Regions from separate parts of the Homo sapiens genome. Here region 2 is linked to region 1. A link is a loop called in an ENCODE intact Hi-C map of the cell type or tissue named here. Cell type or tissue: A673. All regions are shown on one strand. Each heading gives the region's core, and the rest is flanking DNA. Links, peaks and the distances in the headings are about the cores only.

Region 1 (4,393 bases), core at 105-4,104:
GGGAAGCACAGGTTGCAATGTTAAATACGGTGTTCAGACAGGCTTTGTTGAGAAAGTGAAGTTTAAGCTAAGCTAAGACTTGAAGGAGGTGAGGGAGTAGTGTTTTGGTTTTTTTTTTTTTTTTTTTGACAGTCTTGGTCTGTCGCCCAGGCTAGAGTGCAGTGGTGCAATCTCGGCTCCCTGCAACCTCCGCCTCCCAGGTTCAAGCAATTCTCCTGCCTCAGCATCCTGAGTAGCTGGAATTATAAGAGGCCGCCACCACACCTGGCTAATTTTTGTATTTTTAGTAGAGACAGGGTTTTGCCATGTTGGCCAGGCTAGTCTCAAACTCCTGACCTGAAGCGATCCATCTGGTGGAGAGTTCTTAATAGCTCACCAAAGGCTGGACACGGTGGCTCATGCCTGTAATCCCAGCACTTTGGGAGGCCGAGATGGACAGATCATGGGGTCAAGAGATCAAGACCATCCTAGCCAACATGGTGAAACCCCATCTCTACTAAAAATAAATTAGCTGGGCATGGTGGCGCATACCTGTAGTCCCAGCTACCCGGGAGGCTGAGGCAGGAGAATCACTTGAACCCAGGAGGCGGAGGTTGCAGTGAGCTGAGATCGCTGCACTGCACTGTAGCCTGGCAACAGAGCGACACTCCGTCTCAAAAAAAAAAAAAATAGCTCACCAGATATCTGGAGGAAGAGCCTTCCAGGCAGAGGAACAGTTAGAGCAAAGGCCCCGAAGAGGAGTGAGGCCAATAAGTTTAAGGGACAGTTGTAGTATGCCCGAGTAGCCTGAGAAAGGAGGCTGTGAAGATGAGATTGGAGAAAGGGGGATGGTGCTTTGTATACTGTTGGAGTACTTTACAAGTGGGAAGCCATTGTCCTGCTGCCTTCTTTATTTTTTTATTTTTAGTTAGCAATAATCACACCTCACATAACCCTCATTGGCCATACTGCCACTGCACAAAGCTTTTTTTTTTTTTTTGAGATGGAGTGTCATTCTGTCGTCCAGGCTGGAGTGCAGTGGCACGATCTTGGCTCACTGCAACCTCTGCCTCCCGGGTTCATGCGATTCTCTTGCCTCAGCCTCCTGAGTAGCTGGGATTACAGGCTCACACCACCACACCCAGCTAATATTTTGTGTATTTTTAGTAGAGACAGGGTTTCACTATGTTGACCAGACTGGTCTCCAACTCCTGACCTTGTGATCCGCCCGCCTCGGCCTCCCAGAGTGCTAGGATTACAGGCGTGAGCCATCGCGCCCGGTATTATTTTATTTTTATTTTATTTTATTTTATTTTGAGATGTCTCGCTCTGTCGCCTAGGCTGGAGTGCAGTGGCGCGATCTCAGCTCACTGTAAGCTTCACCTCCCAGGTTCACGCCATTCTCCTGCCTCAGCCTCCCGAGTAGCTGGGACTACAGACACCCGCCACCACACCTGGCTAATTTTTTGTATTTTTTAGTAGAGACGGGGTTTCACTGTGTTAGCCAGGATGGTCTCAATCTCCTGACCTCGTGATCCACCCACCTCGGCCTACCAAAGTGCTGAGATTACAGGCGTGAGCCACTGCATCCGGCTCTCTTTTTTGAGACAAGGTCTCACTCTGGTTGCCCAGGCTGGAGTGCAGTGGTGTGATCTCAGCTCACTGCAGCCTCAACTTCCTGGGTTCAGGTGATTGTCCTACCTCATCCTCCCAAGTAGCTGAGATTACAGGCGCACGTCACCACGACTGGCTAATTTTTGGTATTTTTAGTAGAGATGGGGTTTGGCCATGTTGCCCAGCCTGGTCTCGAACTCTGATATGTGCCACTGTTCCCAGCCGATTTTAAGTTTTTACTTTATAGAAACAGGGTCTCACTTTGTTGCCCAGGCTAGTTTCAAGTGATCCTCCTACCTTGGCCTCCCAAAATGCTGGGATTACTGGTGTGAGCCACTGCGCCTGTCCTGTCCTGATGTCTAACATCTTGGATTAGTGCTGCCTGTTTGTGAACTTTATATAATGGAATTACACAGTATGTACTCTTTAAGTCTGGCTTCTTTTGCTCAACGTTATAATTGAGTGAGTCACCGTCCATTGTGTGTAGCAGTGATTCCTTCATGTTTATTGTTCTGTGATAGTCCAGCATCTGCTGTTGTTATTGTACTGCAGTTTATCCATTCTCCCATTGATTAACGTTTGGATGGTTTGTATATTACAAAAAATACAAGTAAGGTTTTTACAGAGTGGCTAGTAATACATTTATATATGCCTATGTATGCCTCAAGTTCTTTCCAGAAGGATACACAAGCAACATAGCAGTAGCTTCCTCTCAGGAGGGGAGGTGGGTTGAAGAACAGTGTTAGTTTTCACTGGCACTTTTAAGTTCAAGCTGGACATTTTAATGTCTGATGAGATTTTCATTTTTATTTATTTATTTAGAGACAGAGTCTCATTGTATCACTCAGGCTGTAGTGCAGTGATGTGATCTTGGCTCACTGCCACCTCCGCCTCCTGGGTTCAAGCAATCCTTCTGTCTCAGCCTCCTGATTAGCTGGGACTACAGGCGCTGATGAGCTGATGAGGTTTTTAAAAGAATTGTTTTCTTTTTTTTTAGACTGAGTCTTGCTCTTGTTGCACAGGCTGGAGTGCAATGGCACAATCTTGGCTCACCGGAACCTCTGCCTCCCGGGTTCAGGCGATTTTCCTGCCTCAGCCTCCCGAGTAGCTGGGATGTACAGGGATGCGCCACCATGCCCAGCTAATTTTGTATTTTTAGTAGAGACAGGGTTTCTCCGTCTTGGTCAGGCTGGTCTCGAACTCCCGCCCTCAGGTGATCTGCCCGCCTCGGCCTCCCAAAGTGCTGGGGTTACAGACATGAGCCACCACACACGGCCGTCAGCCCAGGTTTTCTAAGATCAGCAAATGTCCATAGGGCAGAGGGGGTCTTCTGTGCTTTTCTTAGAATGGTTTCTTTTTTCCCAAAATGTTCTGTTACTATCTTGTCAGCTCTTTGATGCTGTAAGTTTTTTTCTAATATCCTGCATTTTTAATTGTTTTTGAAAGCATTTTGGGCCAGGTACAGTGGCTTATAGCTATAATCCCAATACTCTGGAAGGACGAGGCAGGAGAATTGCTTGAGCCCAGGAGTTCAAGACCAACCTGGGCAACAAACCAAGACCCTGTCTCTACTTTTTAAAAAGAGAAAAAGCATGCTGGGCATGATGGCTCACGCCTGTAATCCCAGCACTTTGGGAGGCCAAGGCGGGTGGATCACCTGAGGTCAGGAGATCAAGACCATCCTGGCCAGTATGGTGAAACCCTGTCTCTACTAAAAATATAAAAATTAGCCAGGCATGGTGGCACATGCCTGTAATCCCAGTAACTTGGGAGGCTGAGACAGGAGACTCACTTGAGCCCAAGAGACAGAGGTTGCAGTGAGCTGAGATCAAGCCACCGCATTCCAGCCTTTGTGACAGAGATGAGACTGCATCTTGAAAAAAAGAGAAAAAGCATTTTGGTCTAAATGTATTGTTGGAAATAGCACTTTTTGAGCAGTTCTTAAAAATACATAATTTTAGGCTGAGTGCAGTGGCTCATACCTGTAATCCTATCACTTTGGGAGGCCAAGGTGGGTAGATCATCAGAGGTCAGGAGTTCAAGACCTGCCTGTGCAACATGGTGAAACCCCGTCTCTACTAAAAATATTTAAAAAATTAGCCGGGCATGGTGGTGCGTTCCTGTAATCCCAGCTACTCGGGAGGCTGAGGCACGAGAATCACCTGAACCTGGGAAGCAGAAGCTGCAGTGAGCCGAGATTGTGCCACTGCACTCCAGCCTGGGCAACAGAGTGAGAGACTGTCTCAAAAAAAGAAAAAAACATAATTTTTATACATAATTTGCATGATAAGCCGGGCGCGTTGGTTCACGCAAGTAATCCCAGCACTTTGGGAGGCCGAGCTAGGCGGAACACGAGGTCAGGAGATCAAGACCGTCCTGGCCAATATGGTGAACCCCATCTCTACTAAAAATACAAAAATTAGCTGGGCGTGGTGGCGGGTGCCTGTAGTCCCAGCTACTTGGGAGGCTGAGGCAGGAGACTTGCTTGAACCTAGGAGGCGGAGGTTGCAGTAAGCCAAGATTGCACCACTGCACTCCAGCCTGGGCAACAGAGCGAGACTCCACTTCAAAAAAATAAAAAAAGGCTGGGCATGGTGGCTCACGCCTGTAATCCCAACACTTTGAGAGGCGAAGGTGGGCGGATCACTTGAGGTCAGGAGATCAAGACCAGCCTGACCAACATGAAGAAACCCCATCTCTACTAAAAATACAAAATTAGCCAGACGTGGCAGCGCATGCCTGTAATCTCAGCTACTCCGGAGGCTGAGGCAGGAGAATTGCTTGAACCCGGGAGGTGGAG
Region 2 (4,393 bases), core at 325-4,324, 610 kb after region 1:
TAGGAAACAAGTTCAAAAGATGTAGAATGAAAAGAACTGAATTTCCCCCCAAAAGGTATGCATATTATTTATTTTTCTTTCTTTTTTTTGAGATGGAGTTTCGCTCTTATTGCCGAGGCTGGAGTGCAGTGGCGCAATCTCAGCTCACCGCAACCTCCACCTCCCGGGTTCAAGCGATTCTCCTGCCTCAGTCTCCCAAATAGCTGGGATTACAGGCATATGCCACCATGCCCGGCTAATTTTGTATTTTTAGTAGAGACGGGGTTTCTCCATGTTGGTCAGGCTGGTCTCGAACTCCCAACCTCAGGTGATCCGCCCACCTCAGCCTCCCAAAGTGCTGGGATTACAGGCGTGAGCCACTGTGTCCGGCCACATTTTATTTCTTAAACAAAATATGGCCTCTTCCATTTCTCAATGGCTTCCCTTAAGAGTAGTCCTGAAAAAAAGGACTGAAAGGAAATATGCTAAAATATGACTCATTAAGAAACATTTTTCTTTAAATATTTCAGTAACAGTTTAATTCTCCCCAAACGGTAGTTATATTTTTATAATCAGAAGGAAAAAATTGAAGACTTTATTAATAAAGGGAGGGTGGTGAAAGTTGTGAAAAAGTTTAAAGAGCCAGCATCGTGGCCCTTAAAGAACCATGAGCACACGCTAAAAGTACCCTCAGTAATTCAATCAACTATACAACAGGGGTAAGACAAACTGGCCTTTGGGCCAAATCTGGCACAACGCCTATTTTTGCAAATAAATATTGTCTGAACATAGCCACGTTTATCTCTTTGAGACAGGGTCCCACCCTGTCACCCAGGCTGGAGTGGCACGATCTTGGCTCACTCCAACCTGTCTCCTAGACTCAAGCAATCCTCCCACCTCAATCTCCGGAGTCGCTGGGGTTACAGGCGTGCACCACCAAGCTTGGCTAAGTTTTGTTTTGTTTTGTTTTTCTTTTAGAGACAGGATTTCACTATGTTGCCCAGACCGGTCTTGAACTCCTGGGCCTAGGTGATCCACGCGCCTCAGCCTCCCAAAGTGTTAGGATTATAGGCATGAGCCACCAACGGTGCCCAGTCCAGGCCACTTCTTTACATATTATCTACAGCCTACAGCTTTTGTCCTAAAACAGCAGTGCTGAGTGGCTATAACAGAGACCACCATTTGGTTTACAAAGCCAAGCATACTTACTATGTGGCCCTTTACAGAAAGTTTGCCTATCCCTGAAATAGAGCATGAACATTCACTTATGGGCAGGGGGTGGGGAATCAACAGAAAATGCTTAGTTTTAAACTTACCATTAAGTACCCAATCTCTTTCTGGTTGACTCTTGTCTCCATGGATACACATAGCTGGCCAACTATCAGAAGAAAAGTGACCAATATTTTAAAAATCTTTTAAAGTGGAGAAAATCGAACTTTAAAGCCAAATGCTATCATGCAATTTTTGTAAGGTTTGTCAGGCTTCATGAATAGATGACTGTGCTCATTAAAAGAGCAAACTGCATGGATAGGCATTATTGAAATATTACACAACATTTGGAATACCAATTTAGAAATTTCCAGTTAACTATAAAACCAGAGGTTAATTGCCTTGGTGCTATACTCACCCATCTCTGCGCATCCTTCGAGTCAGATCATCACAGCGTCTCTTTGTCTCCACAAATATTATTGTTTTGTTTTCCTTTTCAGCCATTATTTCTTCCATTAGTTGGATCAACCTGAAAACATGACCAACAATGCAGTCATCACACAGAAAGTTATTATGTGGACGATTATGTCTGCAATATCAACTCCCAAGGCTACAGTACTTTCTTTGCACATTACGCTTTTAAAATTTTTAATAACTATTAGAGTACTGAGTCAGGTTCTGCTATGTGCTCAAGAAATACTAACTCATACCATCCTCACAGCAAGTCTCATGTAAGTGGTATTACTCCCATTTCACAGATGAAGAAACTGCAGCACCAAGACACAAAATTGTGCAAAATTATACAGCTTGTAATCAGCAGAGCTAAATTTCAAACTCAAGAATTCAGAATCCTTGCATTTAACCATAATGCTCTGACAAATGATATGATGATGGATTATCAGAAACCTAGCAATGCTTTTAATGTTCTCAGGCCTCAAAATATACTGGTTTCTACAGTACTAATTTTGGAGGGTTATTAGAAAAGGTTTATCAGCATTATCAAATCAGAGTAAAATATCTTTCATACTTGTGGTCTTTTTCACTTTCCATGCAGACATCCACTATCTGGAGGATGTTGTGGTTGGCACTCAACTCCAGATTGCCTACGTTGATCTGGGTGTAATCACGAAGGAAATCCTCTGCAAGCTGTCTTACTTCTTTTGGCCAGGTTGCACTCCACATCAGTGTCTGCCTATCAGGCTATCAAAAAAGGAAAGGCTTTCTTTCAGGCTAAGGAACTTGGACAAATGGCATAAAGACTGCTTATTATTAGCTTTACACACCCTGATTTGGTCAACAATTTTACGGATCTGGGGTTCAAACCCCATATCAAGCATTCTGTCAGCTTCGTCCAATACAAGGTAAGTACATCGGCGAAGATTTGTCTTTCCTGACTCCAGGAAATCTATCAGACGTCCAGGAGTGGCTATGCAGATCTCAACACCTGTAAAACAAAACCAATGATCGAGCCAATCGACTAGGTGCAGTGGCTCACAGCTGTGTTCTAGCACTTTGGGAAGAGGAGGCGGGAAGATCGCTTGAGGCCAGTTCACAACCAGCCTGGTCAACATAGCAAGACCCCGACTCTACAAAAATGCAGCAGCAGCAGCCCTGGTGGCTGTACTCAATGCTGCAGAGAAGCTATTTTTTTTTTTTTTTTTGAGATGGAGTCTTGCTCTGTCACCCAGACTGGAATGCAGTGGCACGATCTCGGCTCACTGCAAGCTCCGACTCCCAGGTTCACGCCATTCTCCTGCCTCAGCCTCCCCAGTAGCTGGGACTGCAGGCACCTGCCACCACGCCTGGCTAATTTTTCGTATTTTTAGTAGAGACGGGGTTTCACCATGTTAGCCAGGATGGTCCCAATCTCTGGACCTCGTGATCCGCCCACCTCGGCCTCCCAAAGTGCTGGGATTACAGGCATGAGCCACCGCACTGGCCCAGAGAAGCTAAATTTTAACAAAGTAACCGCAAAACCATGTCAGGACTTATGTACAATCACCAAATCCTCACAAAGTTTCCAGCCATGCTGAACCTTCTCTCTCAAAATAGCTGTTTTAGTCACATCTGAGAATTTCTAAGCTGCTGAAATTCTGAGTTTATCACAAGAACCCACTTTTTTTCTCCAATTTCCTCCACAGGAATTGGTAAAGTAAGATAAACTAACAATTCTTTTACACTATATATTATTACCTCTTTCCAAGTCTCGAATCTGGGGACCTTTAGGAGCACCTCCATAAATACAAGTACTCTTCAATCTAGAACATTTGCCATAGTCATCGGCCACCTGCTGTACTTGCTGGGCAAGCTCTCTGGTAGGAGCCAGAACTAGACACTGAAACCAACAAAAAGACACTTGAGACCTCATCCAAGGTTTAAAAAAAAAAAAAAAAAAAAGAAGAAACAAAATACAAAAAGCTAATTTAATTCTTTGCTGTCTAATCTAGCACATTAAAAGTGATGGGGTGAAGATCAGAAGTGGGGAATATTAGCACAATGGAATATAGAAAAAAATTATTAGAACTTCATGTTTAGCATTTGGAATGATACTGGTATCCTCGTCACTTTTACTATGACACATTATCAATCATTATAGTTTATATATACTGTTTAAGTGGAGATATAGATTGTATTACCTGGTTTTAAGTATACAACTCTCATTTACAGGTTGAGCATCCTAAACCCCCAAAACCAAAATGCTCCAGCAAGCATTTACTTTGAGGATCATATTGGTCCTCAAAATTTGGATTTGTTTTGTTTTCTGAGACAAAGTCTCACTCTATCGCCCAGGCTGGAGTGCAGTGGTGCAATGAAGGCTCACTGTAACCTCTGCTTCCTGGGTTCAAATGATTCTCCTGCGCCTCAGCCTCCTGAGTAGCTGGGACTAGAGGCAGGCACCACCATGCCCAGCTAATTATTGTATTTTTGTAGAGATGGGGGTTTCCCCATGTTGGCCAGGCTAGTCTCGAACTCCTGACTTCATGTGATCTGCCCACTTTGGCCTCCCAAAGTGCTGGGATTACAGGTGTGAGCCACCATGCCTGGCCTAAAATTTGGAATTTTGGATGGTCATCCTGACTTAAACTGGCAGAATGACACATTCCTGACCTCTAATTTAAGCACATCACCAGGTAGATAAGGCAAAAACAATGAAAATTTACATGTAATCTGACAAGACTGTGTACAATCTGGCCAAATAATACAA

The links. Peaks named below come from ENCODE experiments on the same cell type or tissue, not always from the same donor. Only the 100,000 strongest peaks of a DNase experiment are listed, where the experiment ranks them.
Region 2: a loop joins it to region 1, with 6 times the contacts of the local background. A loop is called at or near these places in 1 of 110 quality-filtered maps.

The regions. Positions count from the first base shown.
Region 1 is chr22:37,878,839-37,883,231 of GRCh38, forward strand. All of the region lies in intron 11 of EIF3L (eukaryotic translation initiation factor 3 subunit L), which reads left to right. Among named protein-coding and RNA genes, the nearest start is that of MICALL1, 25 kb to the right of the region's middle. RefSeq lists a silencer at 1,240-1,399. In A673, for the core only: no CTCF peak of the experiment used is centred there; a DNase peak (open chromatin) is centred at 2,033.
Region 2 is chr22:38,492,415-38,496,807 of GRCh38, forward strand. It overlaps DDX17 (DEAD-box helicase 17), which reads right to left. Exons shown (of 13, transcript NM_006386.5): 6 at 3,382-3,523; 7 at 2,472-2,632; 8 at 2,216-2,388; 9 at 1,607-1,717; 10 at 1,296-1,357. Among named protein-coding and RNA genes, the nearest start is that of DDX17, 12 kb to the right of the region's middle. In A673, for the core only: no CTCF peak of the experiment used is centred there; no DNase peak of the experiment used is centred there.